2 separate regions of the Mus musculus genome follow, and region 2 is linked to region 1. Evidence: chromatin contacts called from ENCODE POLR2A ChIA-PET data. All regions are on one chromosome and are shown on one strand. Each heading gives the region's core, a stretch centred on a gene start or an enhancer-like site at or near the end of the contact. The rest is flanking DNA. Distances are from core to core; before and after follow the strand shown. Region 1 holds the start of Tfap4 (transcription factor AP4). Region 2 holds the start of Ubald1 (UBA-like domain containing 1).

Region 1 (7,199 bases), core at 3,145-5,644:
GACTTTTCCAAGTGTTCCACCCAGCCTCTGTGCTTAGGAGCCAACTGCTGGTTAACATGGTCAACTCTGGACCTAGTTGTTAAAATAGACTGTCCTTACAAAGCTACAATTCTGCAAGGGAACTTGGGTTTGCCTCAGTTGCTCATCTAACAGCTTAGCGATCTCCTGCCAACAGAATTAAGAGACTACATGCTGGTCCCTGGTAGAATGCAGGTAAGCTAATGGGTGCCCTAGTGGGTAGTGTGACTAGCCATGAATTACCATCAGTGTAGCCCGGGCTGTCCTGGAACTTTTGCTATGTAGACCAGGCTGGCCTTGAGCTCATAGAGATCTACCTACAAGACACAGGGGTTAAACTCAGATAATTCAGCTTGTTCACAGGGACTTGGACCTTATCTACTGAGCCATCTTGCCAGCCCTTAAAGGAACTTTTACAGAGTTTGTAAGATACCCAGGGTGACAGCACAGGGTGACTGTACATGCTTGAAGCTCCAGCACTTGGTGGAAAGCAGCAAGATTGGGAGTTCAAGGTCATCTTAACTTACAAAGCAAGCTGGAGGCCAGCCTGGACTAAATAAGAGCCTATCTTTTAGGGGGGTCACAGGGGGCTAAGGAGATGATTCAGCCACATAACCATGGGTACCCGAATTCAGATCTACTGCATCCACATAAAGGCTGGGCACAGTGCATCTGTTACCTCAAAACTCTGGTGCTGGGGGTCGGGGTGAAGGGGAGAGGAGAGGATGCAGAGACAGGTGGATCTCTGGAGCCAGCCAGCATAGACGCAGTGGTGAGCACCTTCTGAAAAGATGAGGTCTTGAAACCTAACATTCCCTAACCTTATTTGTTTAGGCCTAGGTCTAAAAAACAAGGAGGAGATGCTAGCTGTGGTATTTTTCACCAGGAGATGCTAAAGAGGAAAAAGTATGGCAAGTTTGAAGGCAGCCTGGGATGTCCATCTTGTCTGAAGAGATGGTTGAGAGCAGTTAAAAAGCTGAGAGAACTGACTTCTACTCCAGAGGACCCAAGTTCAGTTCCCAGCACCCACACAGCACACTACTCCAGGGATCTGATGACCTCTTCTGGCCACTGAGGGCAGGGCACACATGTGCTACACAGATATGCATACAGGCAAAATACCCACACACATTTAAAAACCTGAGGTTTAAAAAAATTAAATAAAAATATAAGTAAATAAATAAGGTGGAAGAATGTTATATCTCAAACTCAGGACAAATGGCCGAAGTGCCTACCTATCAAAGCGGATACTGGCTCTCCCAGCGCCTCTCAGTACCTGTTACAGAGTAATGGCTGGCACACCCCATTTCCTACCCTAAACTCTTCCAGCCCAGGGACTGGAATGGGCTTCCCTTCCCCCAGCCTCCAATCCCTATATAACAACCTCAGGCACTTTGGCTACTGGCTTCTTTCCCTCTTAGCCGCTGGGTTCCCTGGAACTCTCTCTGCTCTTTCTCTCACCTCTTGCTCTCCCCCACTCACTCTCCTCTCATGGCCATGTTCCAAAGCCCTCTGACTGCTTTCTTCCCGGCTCTACAATAAACCTCCTCACCATACCAGGGAGCAGCTGAGGAAGTCACCTATGCACATGCGCACACTTGCACACACACACACACACACACACACACACACAGCCACTGGACATTACCATGCGCCTGCTCTTTAGAGTCTGGATCTCACTTTCTAGGCACTGCCTATATCCAAGTCTCACAGAACCATTAGGCAGAAGGTCCAAAACGTCAAGCAAAACATCAAAGTGTGCCACACTGCCCTATGGCTCCTTCTGGTTGGCCCAGAAGGCATAGGAGTCAAACAAGAGAGAACCCAGCTAAACAGGGAGGGGTGGAGCAAAGTCCACAGTCTGAAACAAACCAGAGTCCATCCACCATAAGCTCCTGCCCAGCCCACACTCCATCCAGGACAGATCTCCCAGCTGTTGCTCCAGCTGAAAATGAACAGGCCTAGAGGCTATGTTCCTCCATGCCCAGTGTACAACTGTCTCCTTGTAAGCAAGACAGGCTAAGGACCTGTGTGCCTGTAGGCAGGTTGTGGTGCCTCAATTACTAGACCTGAAAACACCCTATGTTCCTGGGGGCGGGGCAGGTCTACTGCCCTCCAGCAACACAGGTCTGGAGAAAGGGACCGAGTGAAGACAAGAGTACCGAAAGGCTTAGGCATAGCAACCAGAGGTTCCTACTGTCAAAGCCAATGCAGGACCAGCACCAGAATGACCTCTCCAGAATATGGAGCTAATCAGGCTTCACTCCCCACTCCCCAAGCCAGCTCAGAGGAGCCAGCACAACAGCAAACTTAGGAATCGAGTCCAGCTGAATATCTGCTCTAACTGGTGCCTTCTTAGCTTTATAAAGCTTCTCCAGCTTTACAAAGAAATCAGAAAACAAATGGACTCACAGCAAGATTGTAGTGATTCGAAGAGAAAATTCTAGCAAGTAGGTCCCCAGAATATTTAGTGTCCAAGAGTTTAGTTACTGCTGTTTTGTACCTGCTGGGCCCTCAGGTGAACCGTATCTTAGTGCCAGCTGGGGGGGGGGGGATTAGAGGGGGCTGCCAGCTGCTAGACCCACCAACAGGCCCTAGGTATTGGCTCTCAACTTGAAAGTAAAGTGGGATCCCTACCTGGATTTTATACCTATGCAGCAACCTGCCCCACAGGCGTTGCTGTCTACCAACCAGCCTATGCCACTCAGCGGGCTCCTCCTCCTCCAGCCCCAGCCCTGCCTGGCTGGGGTGTCGGAGCACGTGGCCCCAGCCCTGGGGAGCCATTACGCTCCTAGAGTAGCACGGCAGGCAGGAAAGAGATCGTCGGTTTCAAACTTAAGCGCGCTGGAGAAACCTCTCCTTGCGTGCACCACCACCATCCCCGCCCGGACCCAGCCGGCTTGTAGGGTTCAATGAGCAGATACCAGGGCCGGCAATAGAAATCTCAGACATGACGATTTAACAAGAGTTTAAGAGAGATTCGGCCACTGGTCAATCGCGATTTAGTAGCGAGTGGATCTGGGGCAACCTAGGTAGGATCAAGCTCACTAAGGGGTATCTCAAGAGAGACCTCCGACCACCCACCCGACCAGGAGATTCAACGCTTTGCATTTATGACTGAGGAACAGAAGTGGGACAGCAAAGTTTGCAGACCCATATGCAACAGGAAGTAGACTAGAGCCCTGAAGCAACCTAAGACGCACCCTCATCAAAAGGCCTCCCCACCTGGCCTGCTTAGCCCACCTAGTTGGTTACGGCCGAGCTTTGTGCAAGTAAAGCGTGGCCCCGAAGCGCCTACAAGTCCCACAATGCAGCACCGACCCGGCATAGAGAACTACAGCTCCCGTGAGGTCGTGCGCGCAGAGGCCCGCCTACTCCAAGAGGGCTGCAGAGTCACGTCCAGGCCTCGCTAGTAAACAGCACCCGAGCGCGGGCGGAGAACGTGCGACTAGTGACTGCCAACGTGTGGGGGACCGCAACTTCCCTGCTTGAAGCATGGCCACTAAAGGTCCACGTACGCCTCGCAACCTCGAGCGAGCACGCCCCCAACCCTGCTGCAGCCCTGTTCTCTGCAAACGTTCACACCACCCGGCTCCCCGCCCCCCCTCCCCGCAGCCTGGAACCGCGGCATGGCAGCATTGTAGCTGTCCTCTCGCACACTCCGGGCCCCCCCCAAAACGACCTCCTTAGAAGAGGGTTCCCAGAAAGCGCGAGTAAGCAAGGAAAAGGAAGGAAGCCAAAGCTGGCGGGGGGAGGAGGAAGCGCTGGGTGAAAGCCACCAGCAGCAAGCATGGCCGGGACTGCTGCAGCACCACGTGGGTCTGTTTGCAATTTACAAACGTCGCGACTCGCCCGCCTGCAGCGGACAAAAGTGGACAGAACCTCTCGGGGTCCCCACGTTCCAAGGGAAGAGGGTCCCTAGGCAACGCAAGCAGGGTTCCAGAGACTGCAGCGGACCCAGTAGCTAAGAAAGGCGAGCGAGCTCGGAGGCGCGAGCCATGCGTGCGCACACGCGCACCCGCCCGGGCGGGCTGGCCGGGGGCTGCAATGGGAAGAAGGGGTTGGGGGGAGGAGCAGTACACACCTACAGAGCCCTCCTATCACTTCTTTCTCTGTTTTCCTGAAATGTTGCAAAGAGGGCACCTTCTGAGTGGGCACCATGAAATACTCCATAGCGATAGGCCCCCCTCCTGTGCACGAGCCAGGTCTCGCGGTCAGCCGGAGAATGCAAGATGGAAATCCGAATCAAAGGGCAGCGCCGGACGGAGGTGCAGAATCGGCCGGTCCCAGATGCTGGCGGCAGCAGCAGCAGCGGCGAGGGGAGGGAGGCGGGCGGGAGGGGCGGGCGGGAGGTCTCTCCAGCCTGCCTCCCCGGGCGTGTGTATGTGTGTGTGTGTGTGTGTGTGTGTGTGTGTGTGTGTTTGCAGCTGATCAGATGTCTGTTTCAAGGCGGGAAACAGCTGGTGAAAACTCAGCACTCCCCGGCCTCCTTCCGCGGAGTAAGGAATTGCATGTAAACAAAGGACTATTTGCAGCGCCCCCCCCAGGGCGACTGGATGCTGGGGCGAGAAGGGCGCAAGCTCCTTGGGACCGACTACTACATGGGTCTGCAGACTTAACCCTGGGATCAGGAATCAGGGGTCGACAGCTGGCTGTGGGGGGACACGATGTGAATGGAGTGAACAGCGGCCCAGCTACATGCGCCACTATGGGTGATGAGGTCCATCAGCTGACAGGTTGGCAAGCGTAGCTAAAAAGAAAAAAAAAAAAAAAAAAAAAAAAAAAAAGGCCAGCCCCACCGCACGGGATCCCAGTCTGTGCAGTCCAGGGTCCGGTGAGGACTGCCCAGTGCGGGGTCTTTGCGCACCGCTATCCTGGAGGACGCGCTGGGCGGGGCTGCAGCAGCAAAGGGAAGGCTCTTTTGGGTGTGTGCTTCAGGCTTTTGCATTTTCATAATTGCCACTGCACGGAGCGGAGCAGAGCCACTCTGGCGCGCTCCCTTTCGAGCCGACCCGGGCCCCCTGGAAACTTGCGTCATAGCCACTGTTTCCCACAAGTAACTTGGGGCTGACTCTGACCACCCGCCAGCCTCCTCCCTCCGTCTTTACCCAGGTGGCTGCCTGGCCCAAACTCTGACTGGTGCTAGGAAATTAGATTGCGAAGGGTACAGGCAGGTGCGCAAGGTACCTCGGATGTTTGGGGCTGCCATAGGAAGAGAGAGCAAGTGGGAAGGAAGGGAAGGGCGGAGGCAAGCCAGAACAGCAGCGGCCCTGAGGCAGGCTGCCAGCGCGGTCCGAATATCCATTAGAGGTCTGGTGGTGGCTGCCAGGTCCTGTCTTGCCTCTTTCACTACCTTACTTTCCGACTTCGCGCGCAGCGGGCTGCAGCTTCTCATTCATGGGGAAGGCGGGATAAAACTTGCTCCACCGCCAGAGGGCGCGCTCTACAATGGGGGGGGAGTGGTGGTCTGGGGCAAGGGAGGGGACGTTTTAGGGGTGAGCTTCCGTCCTCTGACACGCCCCCACCTTCCGGTCCCGGCCCTCCCCAGACTCCTGGAGGGCTTGGCCCCAGGCTCAGGAAGCCCACGCCTGCCTCGGAATGTCCTCGCTCCAGCTCAGCGCCTTTCCCAGACCCATTCGCTGCCTTCCAAGGTTCCACCCAAATCGAGCCTCTTAGTTGAAATACTTCTATTTATAACAATTGTTGGGTATTATTAGAAAACATTGTTCAATATTACCAACCTGATCTCTAACTGTAGATGCCAGATCAATTAGCATCTAATCCCAGGGACACGTAACTTGAAAAGCAGCACTTCCTAGCCGGCTGGGCTGTGCAGTTGCACACCTGTAATCCAGAATTCTAGCGCTTGGAGATCGAAGATACGATCGTGCCTCTAAAAAAGACAAAGAAGCAAGGCGGTGGTAGCGCATGCCTTTAATCCCAGCACTTGGGAGGCAGAGGCAGGTGGATTACTGAGTTCGAGGCCAGCCTGGTCTACAAAGTGAGTTCCAGGACAGCCAGGGCTATACAGAGAAACCCTGTCTCGGGGAAAAAAAAAAAAAAAAAAAAGACAAAGAAATGGGAGAAGAAAAAATCAGGAAGGCAGGTGAAATGGCTTTATAGGTAAAGATGTTGGCCTGCAAGCCTGATGACCTGGTTTTTATTCCCAGAATCCCCGTGGTATAAAGAGAGAACCAGCTTCCACAAATTCTCTCCTGACCTTGGCATGTGCACTTTAGCATACATACATACATACTTAGAAATTAATTTTTAAAAGTTTAAAGGAAGTAAAGAATATGAAAAAAGGCAATTTCACCCCACCTCCACCCCCAGACTGGGTTTCACTATATAGCCCTGACTGTCACAGAACTCACTGAGATTCCTCCCCCCACCCCCTGCTTCCTCTGGAATTAAAGGAGCCACCACTGCACAGATGTGTGTATGTGTGTGTATGATTGTTTCACCTGTGGGTGTCTCTGTACATCAGGTATAAACCTGGTGCTCTCTAAGGCATCTGAAGAGGGCATCTGATCCCCTAGGACTGGAGTTAAAGATGGTTGTGAGCACCATGTTGGTGCTGGAAATTGAACCCAGCTCCTCTGGAAGAGCAGCCAGTGCTGGATGCTGAACCATCTCTGCAGCCCTTGGTTTTTGTTTTTTGAGATAAGAGTCTCCTGTACCCCAGGCTGGCCTCAAACACCTCCTCCCAAGTGCTGGGGTATTAGGTGTGTACCACCAGAGATTTTTAAATCCTACCACACACAGCCTCACACAGCTTTTTTAAAAAGATTTATTTATTGATTATATGTAAGTACACTGTAGCTATCTTAAGACACTCCAGAAAAGGGAGTCAGATCTCGTTAAGGATGGCTGTGAGCCACCATGTGGTTTGCTGGGATTTGAACTCTGGACCTTCGGAAGAGCAGTCTGGTGTTCCTATCCACTGAGCCATCTCACTAGCCCCCCTCACACAGCTTTATAATAGGGTCTTGCGTGCGCCCAACTGGCCAGGAAGAACGACGCTGCAACAGGATCCTTCCACACATGTTTATTGGGAGAGCTTGATTGCAGAGGCAAAGTGACCCCAAGCCCAGAACTGGTGCTGCTTATATAGGCCTAGGAGAGGCGTTCTCTCTCATCTGATTGGTTAACTTTGGTTAATTCTCAAAACCTCATCTTGG
Region 2 (7,199 bases), core at 2,833-5,332, 320 kb after region 1:
CCACCCCCGTGGAAGCTTTCAGAGGCCTTGAGACGGGAGAACATGGTGAGGGCATCAGGGAAGTTGGGGGGCGTGGCAGGGGTGTTGGCGGGAGTGCACATCTGTGGGGGAGAAAGCACAGATGGAAGGTTGAGCACCCTTCTGGTGGGGCCTTTGCTGCCTCTACAAAGGAGACGTGCCCAGAAGTTACTGGGAGTCACTTGGGCTGCATCTGGCCCCAGTTGGCCCACCACCCAGGGAAGAGTTCACACGAGAAGACATCTAGACAAAGGGTTAGCCTGGCTTCAGGGAGACCACACCACCTGGCACAGCGCCTGCTGTCCCGGCACTGAGGCTTTTCAGCCAGTGGTCAGGATGGCAGTCCTGGCAGACTGCCTGAGGGGGCGGAGCTCCAAGAGCCAGTGTTCGAGACAGTGTTCTCCAGGTTCTGCAGGGCCCAAGTTGCCCACACATTCCTACCTCACTTGAAGAACGCCTTCATTCCAGTGACCATCCTCCTCCACCTTCCTAGGTGTAGCCAGTAAGTTCAGCCTCCCCCTACTTGGACAGGGAGCCACCAGTACTGCCACTTTGGGTTTCCAGGGGACACTTACCATCTGGTGGTGGTGGCTGTAGGGGATGTTGGTCTCCTGGAAAAAGGTGCTGAGGGCTGTCTGCAGAGAGAAAGGCTGTGCTTACCCTCCAAGACCTGTCCAACCATCCCCGAGGGACAGGGTGAACTGAGGTCCAGCAGTGTGTCTGTGACCATCACACAAGGAGGTCTCATGGGACTCCCAGCAGTGAAGACGCTTACAATATCGCTTCCCACCAGTCAGGTAGCTGGGGTCTCATGAACCCTTGCCCCACACCCTAACATTGTCACTGTGGCTTTTCTGGACTCTACTGTGGCCTGGGTCTGTCACCTCAACTGGAGGGGTGTGTGTTGGGAGGAATCCCCACCCTTCTCTGAGTCTCTGTATCATATGTACTGGGGGACTCTCAAAGAGTGAGTCTCAGTGTAGAGGGTGGAGACTTCTTAGCATAACTTCCATCTCTGGAGGGATGTCCCTAACACGAACAGCTAGAGGGTGACCCAGAAACTGAAGACTGCTTCCATGACAGCTTTTGGGACAGCTCCTTAGCCACCTGTTGTTCTGAGCTACAGCCTCTTCAAGCAGAAATAGGGCAAAATAGGGGCATACCATCAAAGCTAGAATTGGTGTCCTCCATTTTACAGACAGGAAAACTGAGGATGAAGTGGCTTAAGACCCTGGGCTAGCACGAGGTGGGAATAGGAACAGAACCCTGAACTGGGACTCTAGGCTAACACTCAGGACTGGCCAAAAAGTGTGGTGAAAGAGGACTTGGTGTAGCTGGGCGTGGTGGCGCACACCTTTAATCCCAGCACTCAGGAGGCAGAGGCAAGTGGATTTCTGAGTTGGAGGCCAGCCTGGTCTACAAAGTGAGTTTCAGGACAGCCAGAGCTGTAGAGAAACCCTGTCTCGAAAAACCAAAAAAAAAAAAAAGAGGACTTGGTGTAAAAGCCTGTGTCACTGGGGAAGGGAGCCCCAGGGTGGCCTCAGGGAACCCAAAGGATAGCGTCTGTACTGACCGTATCCTGCCTTGGCCTGATTCAGGAAAAGAGGAAACTGGATGCTGTTGTGAAAGTGCTGGGTGAGCACGGTTATCAAGTGGGTGAGGGGTCCCCTGGAGCCTGCTAAGCTTCAGCCTAGGCAGTACCACTCCTCACTCCAACCCAGAACAGCAGGAGGCCAGGCCAGCCAGCAGGACTGGGAGCCCCTTGCCTCTGATTTCACACAGAAACCCAGGCTGAGACCAGGCTTGCTCTTTTATTTTTCCAGTATATTCCAATGAATTATTCTGGGAATGCCCTGCTGGTGGTGCCCAACACCAGTGTTCCCAAGCAGTGGAGTGGGGATGAATCTGGGGTCACTCAAGGCCTCCTAGCAGGGGCAGCTGCTCCTCTAGCCCAGGACCCCAACATGACACACCCGTACTGTCCTCCAAAGGGCAGTATAGAGAAGAATCTGGCCAACTACACAGAGGTGTGTGTGTGTGTGTGTCCCCCCCCCCTCCCCGCCTCTGCCCCCATTAGCACCTGAATCTGAGAATGTGACCCAGAAACACTGCCTGGAGTATGCTACCAACCAGGAGGGTGGGGGAGGGCTAACCATGAGGAACCCCTCACACCTAGGCAGATGCCTCAGGTCAAGGGGAGCTCACAGCTTATTCTTCACTTTGTACCCGGTGACAGGGAGACTCTGCAAGCCCAGAGCACAGAGAACTTACCCATGTCAGTCAGCCTGTTTCCAGGCTGCAGGAAGTCCCTGCTCCTCCTGAAGACAGTTTTCCCTAATCTTGGTAGCCATATATCTCAGTCCATCCCCCTCCAGCCTGCGCCACACTGAGAGAGGGGCCGAGTCTTCCACACGGCCCATTTCCCATGAGACACCTGCCTGCCTGCCCAGCCTGGGGCAAGGACCTGCAAGCAGAGCCACTGGGCTCCAGCAACTGCCATGAATGTGGTTTTACAAGTTTTACCACATCCAACCCAAGAGACAACAGGGCAGATTAAGACTGTTGCAGAGCTGAGCAGTAAGGCACTTCCCTGGGGTGGGGCTGCAGGGGGAGGGGACAGAAGGCAGAGCGTTCAGGCCTCAGAGGCTGACAAGCACTGCTACCTCCAGGGGTAAGCAAATCCAGGCTAAAGGAAGAAGCCTTCCCTCTCTTGCATAGGGACATTGGCCTGGAAGTCTAGCAGGGAGTAGATAAACAGATCGAAGGCTTGGTATCCAGAGCTGGAAGGGCTACAGTCTTCCCAGCCTGGGGAGGTTCTGATCCTGCACCAGGAAGTTAAGCCTTGGTCTCCACTTCCTGGCTTTTCCTACTGAAAATGGGATGGTTCCCACTGGGAAGCCAAGCTCTGGGGTCTCCAACTGGGCACAGAATACTAGACTGGCTCTGGTTGTGACTCACACATGTACCCACACAGCTACAAGCCAGAGAGTCTCATCTCGATACCCACAAGTGGTGAATGTGGGGTTTTGAGTTAGAGGAACAGAGGCATCTTAGTAACACAAAAGACTGGGCACATAATCCTACCGGTCAAGAGAAACCTGGGAGTAGATGAGAGCCAGACTGACCTTCCCATCTTCTGTCTAAAATGCCCTAAAATAAGTGAACCGTATACAGTACACCATCCCAAGATACAGGTTCCTTTGTCAGGCCCGAGGATACCCAGGTCTTCATAAGGATCCCGCCCCGGTGACACCTTTGGAGTGGGCTACACACATACAGACTCTCGTAATTTACTCTGAGGATCCAGCACACCACCCATACACTCCATGACGTATATGAACATACACCGCACCATACCCAGCACGATTACCATCAGCAAACCACCACCTATGTACACGCTGCACACACACACCAAACATGACACAAAGGTATCCTGTATCAGACACGCACTCGAGACGGGCTTTGAGTCCGCACACGCGCCCACATGCCCACAACCTTCGATGTGCCCTGCTGACGCCCAAGCGCGGTGCGTGCGTAAATACAAATCCACATGTACGTGTGCGCACTCCCGCAAACCGCCCACCCGGCACACCGACCCTGAGACCGCTCTCTCCAAGCGACTCCGCCTCCGGCACGGCCCTGGGCGTCTTCCAGGCGGCTGTCTCCTCCTCAGCCGTTACCGGGACCGGGGGGGGGGGGGTGTTGGGGGAGGGTATCCAGTCCTGATAGCGGGGTTTCCGGGGCTCTGGCCTGGCGGTCGGTGATGCCCGCAGCCGGCACCCCGGCACGTGTCCACACCGCCCGCGCCCGTCCCCGGTTCCCCTACGCACCTCGAACTGCCAGTGGGCCGCTTGTAGCAGTTGCTTCGCCTGATCGGCCGCACAGCCCGCCGTCAGCACGAACTGGTTGATCATGACCTGGTGTTTGAGCTCGTCCATGTTCACGGACATGGCGCCGCCGTGCAGCCCGCTCCGGCCTCCCTGCGCGCTAGCCTCACGCGTCCACCATTAGCGAGCCGGCCCCGGCTAATACAAATATTTACTGTGCGCTCTGACTCACCGCGCCTCGCTGCCCCGCGGCCGGCGAAGCATGCTGGGATGTGTAGTCCGCGACGCCCCCGCCGAACGGACCGGGAAGGAGCGTGGACGCCCTCTCCCGAGCGATCTCAGTGGGGCGCGCAGCCCGTGCCCCAGGCTGAGAGGCGAAGTTGCGAACCAGGGACCATTGCACAAGCTTGCCTTATCACTGGGCCCTGGAGGTCCTGTGTGCTGCTGTGCTTAGCATCACAATATTAATAGGCGCGCTCTTAGGGGACTCTCTGATAGCTTTGGTCCTACTCCACTGCCCTAGGCTGAAACACTCCTAAAATCCTGAGACTTAGAAAACGCTCGGTATCGCAGAGCATCTGCCTTTCAAGGCGCTGCTAGAAATCACCACCTCCTGGAAGCATTCCAGAGCTCGCAAGGCATCTTTGCCTAACTCTTGGCCAGTCGTGCAGGAAGAGCGTCTTAAAAAAAAAAAAAAAAAAAAAAAAAAAAAAAAAGACAGCCCCTGCTCCGGAGCCTTGGCGTCCCCTTTCTTTCAACTCCCACTTTCCCACGCAAAAGAAAAACTTCCAGCAGCCTGCTGGCAAAAGGACCGCGCGGAGCACGTACAGAAACGGCCACGACTGCCATTCCCACAATGCCCCGGTTTATTTGCATCTTTCTGTCCCAGTGACGTCACCTGAGTGAGGTCGCGACTGTACCAATGGGCCGTCACGGGGTGTTAGGACCTGGCCATATAAGGTAAACAAAGCTGGCCGCCCAATGAGGCGGCGGCGGGGGCGGGCGCATCACGTGGCGTGGGGGCGGGGTCGGGAGCTGGGTGCGTGATTTCGCAGGCGGTGTTTACAGCCCCGCACATGCCACTTCCGGCTGACGTCGCGGTTGGTAGAGTGGCCGGTCGGACGTGGAAGAGTCGCCCAGAAGCTGGGGGGAGGAGAGGGCTGGCGTTGTCTTCTCGGCTGAGAGACGTTGCCCGGGTTCTTTGCTCTCACTGGCCTCACCTTTGACCTGGCCCCCTGTAGAACCAGCCGGGAGGGGAGGCGTTAGGTCCGAAAGCTTCATTATAGCGACACTGCCCCGAGGAAGTAAGCGCAGGCCTCGGAAGCCAACTGCGGGCTCTTGAGACGTTTTGATACACCTGATCCTTTGTTCTCGCTAGGACCGCTGAGGCCGTAAAGGTGTGGGGCCCAGTTGATACCTAGGGAAATGGAGTTCTATCTTGCCCTTCACTCCTAGGGGCTCTCCGATCGGGTGGCTGGAGGAAGATGGGAAGGAGGTGGGACTGAAAGATCCTTAGATAGGAAGAAAAGGAGGAAGAAACGAGGACGGGGAGCTTGGAAGGCTCTGAGTTATAGCTGCGAGTTTAGTTTATGGGTAGCAGCGGGACTAGTGAGTGTCTCCCTTTCTTAGACGTTTTGCCCATCTGTCCACACGAAGTAAGATTTCAGCCTCTTTGCTGCCTTTTGGAGAAACACTCAGCAGTAGTCTTTGCATATCAACAGTACCCCAATTTTTTTGCTTTTGCTGAGAATATGCCTTTATTTCTAGGAAGCATCATGCATGTGCTTTTGTTTGTTTGTTTTCGAGACAGGGTTTCTCTGTGTAGCCCTGGCTGTCCTGGAACTCACTCTGAACTCAGAAATCCGCCTGCCTCTGCCTCCCAAGTGCTGGGATTAAAGGTGTGTGCCACCACGCCCAACTATGCATGTGCATTATTATAGGCAAAACCAGCACACATGGAGATCACAGTAAAAGGCCGCTCTGATTTCACTGTTGCCATGGAGACTGTAACAAAGTCTGAAGGAAGGTGGGTAGGTTGTAGCCAGACAGACCTGGATGGCATTTTTGACTGTTGTTTCTTCGAAGTTCCACTCTTGTGTGGGAACTCTCCTCACTGTGCAGTGTGGGATGGATGAGCATGACAGACCTAGCAAAAGGCCTGGTACTCTGTGTACAAGACTTGGCATGCATCTCTTCTCGAGTCCTGCGTTAGCTACTGTAGGGAGTGTCATTCCCATTTTTATAGTAAGCAAGCTGATGGTGGATTTCCTTATACTTGTGACATTTGGAGCTAAAGAAAAGACCAGGCACCCAGTGAGCCAGCTATATCTTTCAGGCAAAGGAAGCTGAGTATTGGGTCGGGGGATCTTTTGTTCATGGATGTAGGATCACAGACAGGCACACCCTTCTACCTTATCTAGTCACCTCAGTGGCTTGCTCAGCCCAGAGAGAGCTACTGCATGCAGGCCTTGCACTGGCAGAACAAAAAGCTGACAGAAGGGAAGGTCACCCTGCCAGGTGATGAGTTACTCCAGCTAGCTTGTTTTTCCCAGCCGTGGCAGGGAAAGAAAACAACGTTGTTTTCAGCCACTATTTGCTTGGCTGGAGGGTGGACTTTGGATTTTTTAGCAGTCTGGGATGTGCCCTGGGAACAGGGCCAGAAGAGAATGTGAGAGAGAATAGGGCATTTCCAGCCTTCCCTTACCTGAGGTTCAGGTATGATGAGAAATGTCCCCATTCACAGAGCTAGTCAATGGAGGTGTGTTGCTGCTGCTGCTGCTGCTGCTGGTCTGCAGGCACCCTCTCTTCTGTCAGTTGATCTCCGTTGCCTTACTCATCATCTGGCACATAGTAGCTGCACAATAAATATTTGTTGAATAAAATTAATCCATTCAAATGTTGATAGTGGACAAACACAGAAGGATATTGCTGGAGGGGTTTGGAACTCCTGAATTCAAACTCTTTAAGAACACTGTTTAGTGACACTTCTGCTTGGTAAAATACCTGCTGTGCCCAGGTTCTCCATTTTCTTGAGACAACCAGAGCCCTCAGGACTTTTCCCTCTGTATGATCAGGGAAGGCAGGAGACTGAATTCAGAGCACTTTTGCATGTGCGTGCGTGTGTTAAAACATTCATGTAGCATATATACCATGAAATATGCATAAGAGTGTTAGGATTTCACAGGGAGAACTTTTCTTTTTTGATTTTTAAAGACTATACCAGGTTCAGATATCTTTAGCTCATTGATCAAAGAGTTCAACATATTTAAGGTAGGAAAAGTTTTTCCCACCTCACAGTTACAGGGTACCGTCTGCTGTGGCAGAGTAGTCAAGGTGGTGGGAGCTGAAGCAGCT

The links. ChIA-PET counts read pairs that join two places held with the same protein, here RNA polymerase II (POLR2A).
Region 2: POLR2A ChIA-PET joins it to region 1 with 15 read pairs in embryonic stem cell. The contact joins the promoter of Ubald1 here to the promoter of Tfap4 in region 1. POLR2A ChIA-PET finds 5 or more read pairs at or near these places in 4 of 5 experiments (Patski and embryonic stem cell).

What each region holds. Positions count from the first base shown.
Region 1 is chr16:4,555,326-4,562,524 of GRCm38, forward strand. It overlaps Tfap4 (transcription factor AP4), which reads right to left and starts at 4,395. Exons shown (of 7, transcript NM_031182.2): 1 at 4,103-4,395. The coding sequence starts at 4,191.
Region 2 is chr16:4,875,769-4,882,967 of GRCm38, forward strand. It overlaps Ubald1 (UBA-like domain containing 1), which reads right to left and starts at 4,083. Exons shown (of 3, transcript NM_145359.2): 1 at 3,849-4,083; 2 at 594-653; 3 at 1-101. The coding sequence starts at 3,968.